2 separate regions of the Mus musculus genome follow, and region 1 is linked to region 2. A link is a loop called in an ENCODE intact Hi-C map of the cell type or tissue named here. Cell type or tissue: heart. All regions are shown on one strand. Links, peaks and the distances in the headings refer to the core of each region. The heading gives the core; the rest is flanking DNA.

What was found. A loop is a pair of places that touch in the nucleus more often than their neighbours do. Peaks named below come from ENCODE experiments on the same cell type or tissue, not always from the same donor. Only the 100,000 strongest peaks of a DNase experiment are listed, where the experiment ranks them.
Region 1: a loop joins it to region 2, with 2.6 times the contacts of the local background. A loop is called at or near these places in 6 of 42 quality-filtered maps.

Annotation. Positions count from the first base shown.
Region 1 is chr7:109,530,921-109,538,856 of GRCm38, forward strand. It overlaps Denn2b (DENN domain containing 2B), which reads right to left. Exons shown (of 20, transcript NM_001001326.1): 11 at 7,356-7,425; 12 at 4,374-4,451; 13 at 3,714-3,854; 14 at 162-310. Among named protein-coding and RNA genes, the nearest start is that of Snora3, 15 kb to the left of the region's middle. In heart, for the core only: a CTCF peak has its summit at 5,638; DNase peaks (open chromatin) are centred at 3,808, 5,641 and 5,731; H3K27ac peaks cover 656 bases.
Region 2 is chr7:109,668,280-109,676,215 of GRCm38, forward strand. It overlaps a transcript of Denn2b not described here. Among named protein-coding and RNA genes, the nearest start is that of Akip1, 31 kb to the right of the region's middle. In heart, for the core only: no CTCF peak of the experiment used is centred there; DNase peaks (open chromatin) are centred at 3,722 and 4,052; H3K4me3 peaks cover 2,355 bases; H3K27ac peaks cover 2,314 bases.

The DNA.
Region 1 (7,936 bases), core at 1,357-6,356, 140 kb before region 2:
TGCTAACCCTTCTCTATGTCATATTTACCGTGACAATGCACACACATAAGTAGGCACTCTAATACCACAATGTGTGGGATACACCAAGACTCGTAAAAATTTGCTGAATTCATTAATGGATATGCCACCCACTCCCTCTTTCCTTGCCTCCTGAGCCCTACCTGAGCTTATCTGCTACAAAAATGACTCTGCGTTCCAACAGCAATGAGGCAAAGATTCGGATAAGCTGACGCACACTGAGGCAGGTGAAGAGGCACTCAAAGTCCACGTGCTCCAGGCGGGAGTCCATAGGCCGACGCAGCTCTAACACCTGGAGGGAAGTAAAGGCAGGGCAGAAGCAGGCTAGGTGAGAGCCCAGGCTGCACACACAGTGTCTGCTGGCTACTCTTCCTTTCAGCCTTCTCCTTCCAAGGCTTCCAATCCTCTTACGATGCAGGAGACCCAGGCTCTCCTTCCTTCCGATTCTAGCTCTGCTCCTAGCAAACGCCTAGTACTAGGGACCAAACATAAGCTCTGAGGAAAGTAGAGAAAGCTAACTGCTCCCATGGATATGAAGAACCAGGGAGTCACACACCCCATTTGCACGAGTCTCCTGCCTTCTTTCCCATCTCCTTCAGCATACTGACCAGACCCACAATCGACCACTGCTTTCTAGACCATAGGAAGAATCCAGTACTTAGGAGTGCTGGCCTCTACCATGTCTGGAGAGACAATGCTGTTGTCCTTGTTGCCATGTCCCCTCCATTTCCTATGACAGTTTCCTTCCGACGGCTGTCCTGCCATCCTGCCCCTTATCTCTACCACCAGCCCTGTGCTAAGGATAGGAAAGGTCTGGCTATTCCAAAGAATCTTGCAAGGACATAGGACTACCTTTATTAAAGCCAGGCCTACCTGTATTCTCGAAGGACTACTCAGAGGTCTATGTAGCAGCTCCCAAAGCCCCTTCCCTGGAGGCATGGGTGTGTGTGTGTGTGGGGGGGGGCTGCAAGTGACCCCCACAGTGACAGAAGAATTGCTAACTCATCGTCTTCTGTAGAGCAGCAGTGATATGCAGGCTTCCTGAGAACTATCCCCTGTGGCCTTGTGGTGTCAGCTAACTCCCTCAAGGGGCTTGCACCAGGTGTCTCAACTGGTCTTGCTTCAGATCTGCTCCAGCCACTTACAGAGCCTCATTTCTCATCTCTAACTTGGGTTACTTCCAGTCCCCTAAGCGCTGTTTGCTTTTGCAAGTGAAGGAATTCTTAGCTCAGTATTCACCCTGGGTTCTGAAAAACATCAACAGGGATGAAGGGGGCTGCAGGAGCTGTGTGCGCCGTCCTCCTTGACAGGTGGTAAAGCCCAGGAAGATCAGAGCAATGAAGAGGAAAGCCTAAGTGCTTGATGGGCACAGGCTGAAGGCATGCCATAGCAGCCAAGTCAGAACCCTGTACCCTACCCAATATCTGTCCCCATCCTAAAACAAGACAAAACAAAACTCTGTAGCCCTGCCTCCTGGGAGCCCTGCAAGCAGCCCTAATAAGTGCTACTCTTCAGCTTCCAGCCTCTAACTCCCAGCCCCATGCTGCCCCTGCCTCCAGGGGCTGGGAATCTGACAGCAGCATAGTGGGACAGCCCACAGATAGCAGTAGGAAAGAAGGGCATAGTGAGATCTGCAGAGAAGGCAGGCGCTGCATCTAGGGTGAGAAGCTGGCACCTGCCCACTTCTGGACAGTTTCTGAGAGTCTGAGGTGTCTTACAGTATGAGTGAATTGGATTCTGTGAGAAGGAAATGTCTTTAAAGCAAAACCAAGAAGACTCATGGGATAGAAAGTAGCCCTGGTCAGAGAGAAGCAGCCAGGCCCAGGAGGTGACCTAGGAGAAGTAGGAACTGAAGAACTCCAGCTGTCAAGGCAGGGTCAGCTATCCTGCCAATCATCAAACTCCAAGTCTCGCTAATCCCAGGATATGTAGAGACTCTCAGGGAGATGCCAACAGGCATGTGTCACTGCCTGCACAGCTCTACGACTCTGAGGTTGGTCCTCCCACTCTGTGGCAGCTGTTTTCATCTTCCCACCTCTTACTCTGAGACGCCCCCTTCTCTACACTCAGCCAGCTCCTAAGAATCCAAGTCTATAAGCCACCATCTTCCCCTTCCTCTCCTAACAGAAGAAGGCCTCCATGAAGACCCCTGCCTGCACCTTCTGGTGACAGTTGGCTGCTTCTGGTGACAGTTGGTGTCCTTCCTTCTTCTGCATTGCTAATGTCTTCACCCAGGGCCAATTCCAGCAGCATGCAAACAGCCATCTTCTATAACACCTTCCTACCCCTCTCACTCTGGCCCCCGCCCTCAGCTCCACTTACTTTCTCCTTCCACCCACCTCCTTGTTCTCCTCAAAGCCACGCCCCAGAAGAGCTGTCTACCTGAGTTGTCTGAAACCGTTACTTCTCCACTCCCCCAGGCACCCCAGGCTCCATCTGGAGTCTGTTCTTTGTCAGTGCGCCTTGCTGCACCTCTGTGGTACCTGCCTGGTACATTACTCCTTATTCCTTATGGCTCCCTTTCTTTGGCTTCTCAGCCACTTCCTCTCCTTATTTCCTATTTTCCAGCTTCAGAGTTGCTACCTCTCTATCACGGGGCCTCTACTTGGGGTTTTCTCAAAACTGGGCTTTCATTTCATCCCTATCTATATACTTTGTTACTATTGTCTCATGGGTACCTCAAACTTAAATCATAAGACAGAACTCTCCTTCTTGTCCTTCATAAGTTCTCACATTAAGATATGGCACTATTACCCACCCTGTTCCTTCGGACAGAAAGTTGGAGGTTGGACTTAAGAACCACTGTCATGCTTTCATGTTTTCCAGGAAAACTCCAAGTGTTACTGCTTCAAATCCGTCTTTCTCTTCATTTTCCCTACCATACTCTAGCCCAGACTTACCTCTTGCCTGTGTTACTGCAATTGTATTCTAGCTGCCTCACTGTTTTCACTCCTGCCCATTCTCTGCACAGCAGGCAGACACATCAGAGTGAATCTTAATCATCTTTTGGATAAACCCCCAGATTCAATGTGTGCAGGCACAAACAATGGGCTTGGGCCCCTGCCTGCCCACCTACGTCTCCTCACACCCTCTGGGCCTCTGCACCCTGTCTCAAGTGCTTAAGCGGCACCTGCTCCGCTCTGGCTCCTGCCCTGCACCTGCTGTTCTCACACTTGCATCATCTTCCTCCACCTCCACCTCCTGTGCATTGCTGAGGCCCCTGGAAAAATGGCACTTTCTTGGGGGAAGGTCTTCTCTGGCCCCCTAAACTAAAACAGATTTCCTGTTCTACATTCTCATAGGATCCGTTCTTTCTTTTTACAGACACTTAGGAATTGACTATTTATAAATATAACTATTCAACAGCAGGTCCCCTTCTAGAAAAAAATGTCCTGGAGGACAGAGCTGTGTCGCTCTTTATCCTCATGACTGTATCTGAAGTTTGGTATAATCTCCAGTTGTGAATGCCCATAATCAATATTAATCCAGGGTCCAAGTCAACTGAAGTCCTAGCAGAAGATAACTGGGCAACACTTGCCCCTGGGTTCACATGTTTGTTCTTACTGACTAGGAGTACAGACACAGTGAGTGAGGAAGCGCTGTGCTCTACCCCCTCAGAGACTGCACTCGGGCTGGCCAGGCTCTTCTCTAGACCCAGCCCAAGGCCAGAAAAGAAAGCTGCAGCAATTGCCTACCTCATTGCCAGCGCCGGGAAGAAATGTCTTCACTTTGATGGTTTTCCCTGGGGCTGGAAAGGGCGATTCCATGAGACTTCTCATGAAGGGGTAGACCAGTGCAGCTGAGATCCCACGCCGGCGCTCCACCTCATCTAGGACCTGTGCCCACCACCAGCAGCCCAAAGAGAAAGAGTGTCGGGAGCTGCCTTCTCCACCTCTCTGACAGAGAAGAGGGCAACCTGGTCTCTGACCAAGCTGGACCAGAAGCCTGGAGACACAAAAGCTGTCCTGCCAGGATCTTGTACCCTTCCTGTTTCTCTTGGCCCTCAATGACCATTCAGTTCCCTTGGTGGCCTGCTTTAGTCCCCAAGAAGGAAACATCAGGGCAAAAGAAATAGCACCATGAAACAGCTTCCTGAGCACTCCTGGCTTCTCAAAGGACTCCTGCTCTGTCCATGGACCAGGCTGGGCTACCACAGAGCAGTCAGCATCAACCCAGGAGTTGGGGAAATGCCAGGCAGCTAGGTAGTAAGCCAGGCTTGGGAACACAGGATTCTGAGAGCCCACCTGTACTTGCTCTGTACGCCCTTTCTCTCACATAGGCATTTTTCTTATCTAGGCTATCTGCAGACTCCTATGAGAGCTGTCACGGGGATGGGGAGAAAGTCAGCATCTTACCTTGGAAAACAAACCGAAGCAGCCTAGGCGGCTGATGACACAGTACACCTCTGGCAACCGAGGCCCTTTCCCACTTGGCTGGAGAGGAGGAGAGAAGGAGAGACAAAGACTGTGTGAATACCACAACTGTCTCATTTTCTCTGGACCCGATCATTAAGTATAGTCCTTCTAGTAAGGATGACTCCAAACATCTAAACTCAACCAGATTCCCAAAGAAAGGCCACTCTCCCCAGAGGGCACACTCAATCTCCTGCCAAGCTCCAGGTAGGCGCTATCCTTTATCCCAGGAAAACAGTTAGTGGCTAGCAGAGGACACAGCAGCATGGCAGAGATTACAGGGTGATTTGTGAATCTACACCCCTAAGGATGCTACCCAAAAGGATGTGATGTCAAGAAGGACTCATGACTTTTTTTAAAAAATTTAATCTTTTTTGATTAATTCATTTTATTTTATGCATAAGTGTTTTTGCTGCATGTTTGTATGTGTATCACAGGTATGCCCTGTGCCCATGGAGCCAAAGGAGGGCACTGGATCCCCTGGAACTGGGGTTTCAGACATTTGTAAACCACCATGTAGGTGCTGAGAATCTAATCAGAGTCCTCTGCAAGAGCAACCAGGGCTCTTAACCACTGAGCCATCTCTCCAGCCCCTAAGAAGGGACTGTGGACACTTTTAGGAACAGGACATGTGGCCTTATCTCTCCCTCCCCATCATCATGAGGGAAACTGCAAAATACCTCTTTTCTCCCTTTGATCCGAGCCCAAGGAAGGCAAAAGCAAAACAAGAGAAGGGAATGACTTTCTATGAAATGTTTCCTAAAACAGAGTCCTAGCGCTGGTACTATATACAAAAAGAGTATGAGAGTGGCATTATCACCCAGTTTTATAGAGGAGACAGCTGAGTTCATGAAGATTAAGCCATTGCCTAAGCTTGCATAAGTAGAAGGCTGTAGCCAGGAGTCTGTGCAGCCTTTCGTCTTGCTGTCTTACCTCCAAACATGCTGTTTTCTGATAGGAAGGAGGGAAAGGAACACAGACACAGGGTAGAGGTATGCTATGAAGTGAAAGAGAACAAAAAGGAAAGGGGTTTAAAAGGTTCGTAGCTGAAGGAAGAGAAACATACTGTGAGCACCCCAGGCAGGCGGGCGCAACCCTGTTAGACTAGAGTGAGTTCATTCTCCAGCAAGGAGCTGGCAGGACCCCACGGCCGCCTCTGGGTTCAGAGGCCTGGAGTGCCTGGCAAGGCCTAGTGGGGAGGGAGCAAAACAGCAGGTGCTGGCCCCTCATGCAGGCTGCTAAGCAAATACAGATGGGGCTATTTCAGTCTCCAAACCTGCTGGCCACAGTCACAGATCTAAAGAGAAGGCAGAATCTGTTTTGTCCATATTAGGCTTGAAACTTACTCCTCTCTCTTTCCCTTCCCCACTCCCCACCTCCCCTAAAGCCCCAAGTGATTAAATCAAGTATGTGGGATTTGGGTTAGAATCATTGTGTCCAATCTGCAGGAATGCCGAGCCAGTGCCAGCCCCCTTGGCAGGGACCCAGCCCAGGCCCTCTCTGAGTGCGCCAGGACAAACATGCTCTTCCCTAGGGGCAGCAGGCCCACTGCAAAAGAGCACAGCTCTGTTCCATCCCTGTGCTGTCAAAGGCAGCCTTTACGATGTTCTCCAATGCCCTAGGGATCCAGGCACATGCTGGTCTTTGCCTGACTCCCAGCCTGGCATCTGGACCCCTTCCCTGTCCCTCAGCACACACGGCATTCAATATCCAAATATCATTTTCTCCCTAGATCATCCTCTGGGGGTTGGGGTAGGGATTCAAGAATGCCAGACTGGTGATAAAGGATTTGGAAGTCAGTTCTGGCTCGCACCTCACAGTTGTGTGACCTTGGGCAAGTCATTCCATCTTGGAGTTTTAATTTCTTAATTTACAGGGTCAGAGTTAATAGTACTCCACAGGCTATCATAAAGATGTTTAAAAATAAGAGACATAAATCCAGTGAAGCATCTCTCCTGGAACATGACAAATTCTAAGCAAAATTTTACTTCCACAGCCCTTCCATTCAATACTAAAAGTTGGCGTCCTCTACTAGACTAGCTATGGTACACCGAGGGTAGGATACATGCTAGACTTTTGTGTATATACTTTTAGGATATGTCCTGACCTACAACAGGTATACAATGAATGCTTGTGGATGGATGGTTGGATGGATGCCCCGAAACCCTTCTTTTAGGACTCTTAGGCTCCTGTCTAGGATCTCTCTCTAGACTGGTAGCTGACACAGCCTTCTCCTACTAATACCTGGAAACCAAAGAACATTGTCAACAACCCAATGACTGACCTTTGAGGAAAATAAAAGGGAAGACAGGCCCTGGGGTCTGTTCTCCCACTAGTTCTTTGTAGATCTACAGCAACCCCCTTCCCCGGAATGATAGAAACAGAGATTGCTCTTTGGGGAGAAAAAAAAGTTTTTATTTTCAAAAGTCAACATCTTTCCCCTAAGTTCAAAATTTTTCTCCAAGAACCCCAGAGGAGGTATGCCCCTCAGTCCCTGCTCAGACTGCAGCCCTACCAGAGCATAGATAGAGCTCCTCCCAACATCATGGCCAGGCGTGGAGTGAGTAAATATAAACTGTGGGGTGACATGATCATATCTAGAGGTCAGCAATCTAAGATGACAATCCAAGGAAGACGAATACAGAGAATAGTCAAGAAAGCTAAAATGATTTACAACCAAGCAGAAGTTGATCTGTCCTTTCAATCATTGCATATAATCTTAGATCCCAGGGTCTGGTCAGATAGGCTACCCTGCACCCTGCTATCCCAGGAGTCCCTCAACTGTGCAAGTGCATGTACTAGGGACAGGTTTAAAAGATCACAGGCTTTCACACAGGCTAATGCTGCAGAAGGATCTAGAGAGATATACAAATGTCCTGGCCTCCCCTCCCCACCAACCTCTGAGAACCGAATAGTCTTACTCACCAGTAAGCGCCTACAATAGCCAAAGCGCCTGCTGCCATCTTCCCCAGTCAGCATGAAAGAAAAGGTTTCACTGAAACAGGAAAGAGGGAGAGCTCTGGTATCAAAGAAGTCATGAAGAACACTCAGGACGTGCCTCCTAAAATAGGGACTGTCACTTCAGGTTACTTTAAGAAAGTAGGGTGAGGGCTGGAGAGATGCCTCAGCAGTTAAGAGACACTGACTGCTCTCCCACATGTCCTGAGTTCAATTCCCAACAACCACTTGGTGGTTCATAACCATGTGTAATGGGATCCAATGCCCTCTTCTGGTGTGTCTGACACAGTGACAGTGTACTCACATACATGAAGGAAGGAAGGAAGGAAAGAAAGAAAGAAAGAAAGAAAGAAAGAAAGAAAGAAAGAAAGAAAGAAAGAAAGAAAGAAAGGAAGGAAGGAAGGAAGGAAGGAAGGAAGGAAGAAAGAAATCTTAAAACAACAAAAACAAAAACCAATAAAACAATCTAACTTTAAAAGAAAAAAAAAGTAGTGTGAAAGAAATGGAAAGGAAAAAAAAAAGGAAAGAAAGGCAGAGACTAGGGCATG
Region 2 (7,936 bases), core at 1,616-6,615:
AAAAAACAAAAAAAACAAAACAAAACGAGCAGGCCTCTCTTGTTTGTCAAACAAACAAGGCACAACAAGATACAATAAGACCAGGCACAAACCCTCACATCAAGTCTAAGCAAGGAAACCCACCAGGAGGAAAAGGGTCTCACGAGCATGCTCAAAGGGTCAGAGACGCTCCCCCTCCCACTGTCAGGAGTCCCCCCAAACCATCAAACCAACAAACATAACACATATGCAGGCCACATGACTGCCACCTTAGTTTCTGTGAGCCCCACGAGCCCCACTTTACTTAATTACGTATTAATGTGCTCTCCAAGTGTGCTAGACCTCCCTGGGTTCCACAGTTCCTCCTCCCTCTTTCCTATAGGGTTCCTGGGGAGAGACCCAGTGGAGATCTCCAACCTGGTCTCCCTTCCTGCCCAATGTCTGGCTATGGGTCTCAGCATCTGCTCCCATCAGCTGCCTCTATAGTATTGCAGAACATCATTAGGATTTTTTTTTCCAGTGTGCTTCTTGGTTCTACTCTTGGTCTCTGAGCTATCCAGCCTCCGGTTCCTGGTCATCTAGGCAGTGTCGGGCATGGGCCTCAACTTAGACCAGTCACAAGTTGACCACTCCCAGAAATTCTGCACTACCACTGCCCTAGTACATCTTGCAGACGGGACAGATTCTAATCAAAAGTTTCTGTGGCTGACAGTCTTGCCTGATATAGAGGATGGACGGTTCAGTCTCTGTGTCCACCATTGTTAGGAGTCCCCACTAGGGTTACCCTCACAGAGTCCAGGGAGCTTCCACCTTTTCTGTGCCACCTCTTACTATTTAACAACTCTTTGGCATACCAAGTCTTCATAACACTAAACAAGTTCAGAGGAAAACCCCTACGGCCTGCAAAGGGAATAGTCCAGGCTATTCAAGAACTCTAATGAGATAGCTTCACCAAGAGCTGCCCTGACTGTGTCCAGTATCTGTGGAGAATCAAAGAGCCTTGTTATAAATTTGGGGATTCAAGGACCCTTTATGTCTCCCAGCAGTACATACAAACGCAATTCCTTGGTAAAGGGATAGGAAGGACTGTCTACATCTTTAAATCATTTCTACAATACAATGCAATAATATTCCAAAGACTTCTTATTGTTCCACCAATTACAAAAGGTGAAAAAAGTTGGTCTCGTTTAGAAAGATATCTCAGTTTATTTTTGTCTTATTTTAAAATTAAGCATTTCTAACTAGAAGCAAGAAAATGTATTCAGGCAGAGCATCTCAAAACATTGAGGGGAGGTAAGGAAAGGCTCTTAAATTACAGCACTGAACTCTGCCTCTCAGGGTAGTTGTCCAAAACACTGTCACTGGAGTATTGCAAAATGTGGGCAGAACATACAGGACAAGCCACCAGTGGTATTCCATTTCAGGGATGCCAGCTAACATTTGCTCCTTCATGTTCCCAGCAACCCTGTGGTTAATGCAACTAGCTTCTTCCCAGTTATCTAACTACTTCCTGCAGGGTACTTACTGTCAACAGGGCAGAACCTGAAACACCTAAATACCTTGCTTACATCTCCTTTTTATCCTCCTGATTACAAGTATATATGACATCACTCACATTCTCATACACCTATGTCACATGACTTCTAAAACCACACTTCTGGCCATCGTTGCCTTTCTTAAAAAACCTTTAGAAGCTGATGATGTGAGTGGGATAAAATTCCAGCCCTCGAGCCAGAATTCAAGCTGACCACAGTCCCTGCAGCTGGACCTCCCACCACTCACTGCGGAAGCAGCAGTGGACACACAGTCAGTCAGCAAACTGGGCATCTAAATACCAGCTCTGCCATGACTGCTGTGCCATCCTGAGCAGGCGGCCTATCCTATGGCTCTGGTCTTCTCTCCTTAAAACAAGAGCACCAGTGAAGAATGAGAGCATCCAGCAGCTCCTGGCTCAGAGCACTGCTGCATTTGACTCTTCTCCCTAGTCCCTATCTAAATGGCTCACTCTGCTCTCCTGAAAACCATCAACCGCACCATTCATTTGCACAACCACACTTCCAAACCCAACTCAAACAGCCTTCTGGGAAGTGTTCCTGCCTCATTACCATCTTCTACTTGATGGTCTGTAATTCTTACATTATAAATCAATCAACAAGATATTTACTTGTGTCAATCCTTTTTTCTGAAAGTACACAAATTGAAGGGCAAGCACTTTACCAAACCAATCACAATAGAAAATACATTGATGATAATGGTTTTCTTGAAACTGACAGAAAAGGGTTTCTTTCTGGCCCAATTAAGGAAAAAAAAAAAAAACCTCCAACATGTATCTTTCTCCAAGTATTTATATGTACCAATCTCTTCCCCATATTTTGCACAGTCTTTCCAAAGTCTCCTATAGACTCTTATCCAGGACAGGGGAATACACACAGCTTTTGCTTCATTTAATAGACTATACATTCAATAGACTCCGAGCTTCAGAGTCTTCCTAATTCAGCATGAGATACAGAGACCATGGACAATTCAGTCCTTCTGATTAAGTTTTCTAAAATTTATACTATTTCTGGTCCTTTAGGCATCTCTTACATCTAAGGAGGAAAAAAAAATCCACGAAGGGAGCAGGACACAGTATTTTCACACCTCTAATCGCAGGATTTGGGTAGTGATGGCAGAAAAAGCTCAAGAGTTTAGGGTCAGCCTAAGATACATTCGACCTTGTCCCCTGCAAATCCCCCCCACCCAAAAAAGTTAACGAAGGCATCTACCTTCTGAAAAACACCCTTTGTACAAAACAAAACTACTATGTAGTTAGTTGGGGGTTTTCCTTGTGGCCCTTACCATCTTGGACATGAACTAATGACTTCTTTACCACTCTCCAGACTCTGCAATGAAAAAGCAGAAACATCTGGGTGGAAATGAGATAAAGAGCTGGTCTGAGACTGCATTATGGCAAATTCTTTCATTCGGCTAGGCAGCTAAACTATTGTAAGCTATGCTCATACAAAATTTCCCACAACACTGCAATGTTCCTTTAAAAACACTAGAAAATGTTCAGTCCTCTCACCTTTACTTGGAACTAGATTTTCAGACCTTGAAAGTATGGCAAATGTTGAAGTGTGCTCCTTCAATGCTAGGTCACTAGGTTACCACCAGTAAGCTATAAGCGTAAGGAGGTAGCAAGCCAACAAACCCTGTTTAACTGATCCAAGTGATAGAAGACAAAGTTAATTTCCTTTGTTTGAGTTAGAAGCTAGTCTGTGTGGGTGCTGTGTCTGAGCGTACACGCGTGTTCCTCATCCAGCCGCACTCGAACAGCATAGGCTCAGGTAAATGCAGTTTAACTCTGTCTCTGTCCAAGGCTACTGGCATCCCGCTGTTCTACACAATTCCAGACTCTGGTCTGCGCTTCATACCCCACACAGCGTAGCCGGGCCAGACCGGAAGGCAGGGCTGGCCACGATCGCCCAGAAGGGCAGTTCCCACCAACTTTGAAAGCCATGGCCCGCACCTAGTACTCACGCAGCAGGATCCCCTGCCTGGGCCGGGAATAAAGAAGATGGAAGGGCTCGGTGAGCCGCAGAACTGGAATCTGAGTCCTATGCGCCCGCCACCGGGAGGGGAACAGAAGCAGAGACTCCAGAGAGCGACCGGGACCACTTACCTCCGCCGCCCGAGCCGGCCGGGAGCTCCGCACAGCCCCAGGAAGGGGACTGCTCTCGCAGAGAGGGCGGGCGGCGGGAGGGCTGCAGGGCCAGGGGAGGCGTGCCTCTACCGAGTCCTAAAGGGTGGGTTGCTGCAGCCTGGAGGAGGGTTGTGCTCCCGGGTGTTGGGTCGGGGGTGGGGGTGGGGGGGCGGGGGAGGGAAAGGACGTTGCGGGGGGTGGGGGGGGAGCTATGACCAAAGTAGGGTGGGAAGTCAGGCCCCCAGACCGCACCGCCCTCACCTCGGCACCATCCGACCAAGGATTGTCTGGATCTGGAGCAGAAGGACAAGGGGATCAGAAACTTTATGTCATTTTCTCATACACACGTGACCCCCCTGCAGTCCAGATGGTTTCAATCACCAGAGGAAAAAAGCCGCTCTGCTGGTATGCAGGAAAAGCCGGAGCTGGGAAAGTCTGGGAAAGCTGCCTGTACAGCCGGCTTGCCTTCAAACAAACCCAAGTACTCTTTCCGTTCTGCTGGCTTTGGGCCCAGGAGCCCTAAGAAACCGAAAAGACATTAAAAGAAGCTACCCTGGGTCTGCAGCCAGTAGCAGAAGTAAAGCTCTAGGGTTATAAGGATCAGGTCTGAAATCAAAGCTCCACAGGAATTGTGAGAATTGTAAAAACTTCACGTGCAGGCAAAATCAAAAGGTAAAAGAGAATGCTATTCAATGAAGAAACAAGTTCCGGGGGACAGTCTTATTTACCAGTGAAATTCGTAGGAACAATCATAAACCTAGTATAACAATCCGTTTCAAACCAGGCCCACACTTACTTGGTAGAATGCTATGTAACTTGAATTCTCTTCCCATAAATTATTTACAAATAGACCATGGAACTGGAATGAGAAATAGTGAAAATTGACTTTCAAAATTTAGAATTGAAAATTGAAAATTTTGGCGGAGTGATAGCACACAGCTTTAATCCCAGCACTAGAGAAGCAGAGGCAAAAAGGTCTCTTTTTTGAGTTCAAGGCCAGCCTGGTCTACACAGCCAGTTCCAGGGTAGCCAGGTCTACAAAGAAAGACCTTGTCTCCAAACAGATCAAAATTTACAATTTTAGGGCTGGGGGTATAGCACACGGGAGCCTCTGGGTTTACTCTGTGATCACACTTTATAATTTTACATACAGTAGCTGCATTTCAAAAGAACCAATGTATGTAGATGAATATAAGCAGGCTCTAAAGCTAAGGCCTGTTTCAAAGCCCAAGCCAATTGAATTGTCACATATCCTAAAGAGATATTTACTCAGCTGCAAGAAGATAAGCACTAAAAATAATAAGTTTAAGATTTATCCTGGAAATAATTCAACTTGCTCATGATTGAGCACAACTAGTGACAAGAACCAAAGTAATATAAAACTACTGTTCCTTTTCCAAAAGAGGATGTCAGAGATGAATTGTAGTATCATGTCATTAGCTCTTTATCATCATCATATTGACACCAGAGAGGGTGTCTGCACTGTTGAATAGACTTTACCGTTGATAAGTTGGACTGGCTCTGTCTATACTGGGAAAACCCCGACTTTTAGCTGCTGTGGAGACACTTTGGAAAACAAAGGTGTTGCCTGGAACTGAGCAAGTCAGTATAGGTTTATTCCAAACTCACAATCAGGTTCACTGGCCTGTGGATCCTCCAAGAGAACTGGGATACACTTGGATGGATTTGCCTCTCTAAATTTCCAGCCTTAAATTAGGGTGATTATTACCCCAACACAGAAAGAGAGAATGCCTGTATGGCAACAGGGATAAGGACCAGGGACACAGGAAATGGGCAATGACAAGCCAAGCCTCATAGCTTAACAGTCCTGGCAAATGCCCATCTCTAAGGACCTGTAGTGGGTGAAGGGGTGGGAGAGAGAATTCAGAGGCCTCAAGCATGCATGCTGAGCACAAGCTGTACCACTGACTACACCACCAGCCCTGTAAGAGGCTCATAGGTCTCTCACTTCTAAAACTAATGCATTAACACTTCATTTTCTCCATGGGTGACCTCTATAGAGAAAGTCAACCGAACAGAAGGCATCAAGACTTTTTTCCACAGAGATCCAGGACATTAGTTATTCTCATCTCTAGCTACTGAGAATTCTTGTGTGCTAAAGCAATTGCAAGAGGCAATAATGAAGTACAAATCATTCTTTTTGTCTGAAAACTTCATTTATAAATTATACAAAGAACTCCACGTGTGTGTGTATGTGTGTGTATCCACAGTTGTATGCATACTACAGAGCATATGTAAAGATCAGAGAACAATGTTCAGTAGTTGTTTCTCTCCTTCCACTTATCAATTTAAGGTCTATCTCTTTCTTCCATATTGTACTCCAAGCTAGCTGACCTTTGACCTTTCTTTGATTCTCCTGTCTCTGCCTCCCAGCTCACAGGCTGGGATTGAAGACACATATCGCCACTGCACCTGGTGCTTTAAAAATTACTCTATTATTTAAATCACATAGATATGTATGTTCGGTGTGTGGTTATGTGCATCAGTGAGTACAGGTACTATGCAGTCTAGAAGAGGATACTGGATCCCCTGGAACCAGGTTTACTGCTGTTTTACTGTACCCTACATGGGTGCTGGGAACTAGGTTTACTGCTGTTTTACTGTGCCCTACAAGGGTGCTGGGAATTGAACTGCAAGAGCAGCAGCACTATGAACAGCTGGCCGTCTATTCAGCCCCTATGTCCAGAAATGAACTTAGGGCAATCACTTTTATCCACTGAGACATCTTGCCTGCTCATGTGTGGAACTGTTTTTATTCCTGAGAAAAACCTTTACTAGATCTGTTCTTTCAGGAAGAAAATTAGCATATCTTAAAAGTTTCTAAACATAGTCTTAATCTTAATTCCACTTATGTGAGCATTACTGAGAGACTACTATTGGCTAAATATTTATTAGAAACATTGACATCTGGAACTTCTTTTAATTTTCATTAACCAAATATTCATTTTGTTGGATGAACAAGGCCAACTATGAATAATGTTCTTAGGAAGATAGTATGCTCTGAAAACAAGAGTCAAGTCTAGTTTGCTCACAATTACATCCTATATACTTACCATGAAATAAGTCTACAATGCTATTTCAATACTCATGCTATTTGAGTGAATAAAAATGAGCTGAGCACAGTGAAACGCCTGTGGTTCCAGCTTCTCGAGAGTCTGAGACACACCTGGGCAACAGGGAGACGTCATAGGAAAAGGAAGAGAGAAGTAAGTATACTCTCAGTAGGCTGCTGTCCTGTGGAGCATGTCACTTATAAACAACAGAATAAAATAATAGCTGTGGGGAAGAGCTAGCAGAGGAAAGAGAAGGAGTGGTTAGCACTAGCCAGCTGTGCACTTTAATCACAATGTATGTTCAGAAACAGCCTGCTGAAAATAGGAAGCATTTGTGGAAGGAATTTGGTCTGTTTAGTGCCTAAATTAGGGACTTCAGAGATACACTTTCCCATGTCCCCGTTGTTCAGTGCCCTCAATGAGAGCCAAGACAAGATTTGAGCATAAACATCCTGACTCTAATTTGGATAGCATGAATACAGTCCTTTCATCCTCTCTCCTACTTCTCCTCTGCCTCCAAGTCATTTCCTCTGTACTGTCTTCTGTCAGACAAATGCAAGTCTCCTAATTTTCAGATGTAGAAGCTTTGGCTCTCTTTGTGTAGAGAAGTACAATACAGCCTGATTACATGGTCATATTCCATACAGATGCCTGGCAACACATCTTATAGCTAAGTGTCTGTATATTTTAACTCTGAGAGACTTAAAATCCAACTATTTTACCACACACCAAAACAGAACTTGACATCACAAAGATGGGCTTTAGTTCCTTTTGCTGGTTTAAGTCCTGCACTTAAGCAGGGTAAGTTGTTTGGGGTTTGGGTTGACATACTTTTTTTTCCTTCAGGGAAAGATTTTTGGGTCTATAGCTCCAGTACTCACGAAACAGAATTCCCCATAGCACATGTGCCCATTAGCCTGGCTATGGTGCTATGCTTCCTGGTCCAACCAACCCGGTTTCTCCATAGCAGGAAAACGGGAGACATGGTTGGCCTAGATGACTCAGCTTTCTAAGACAGATGTTCCAAACATCCTTTCTTAGTCTTCGTTTTTTGTTTAGATTTTAGGGTATTCTGGGTTAGGGGACGGTGGTATTTGGTTGGTTGGTTTGGAGCAGGGCCTCATTGTAGCCCAGGCTAGCCTTCAATCCGCTCTATAACTAAGAATCACCATAAGCTCCTGATCCTCCTGCCTTCACCGCC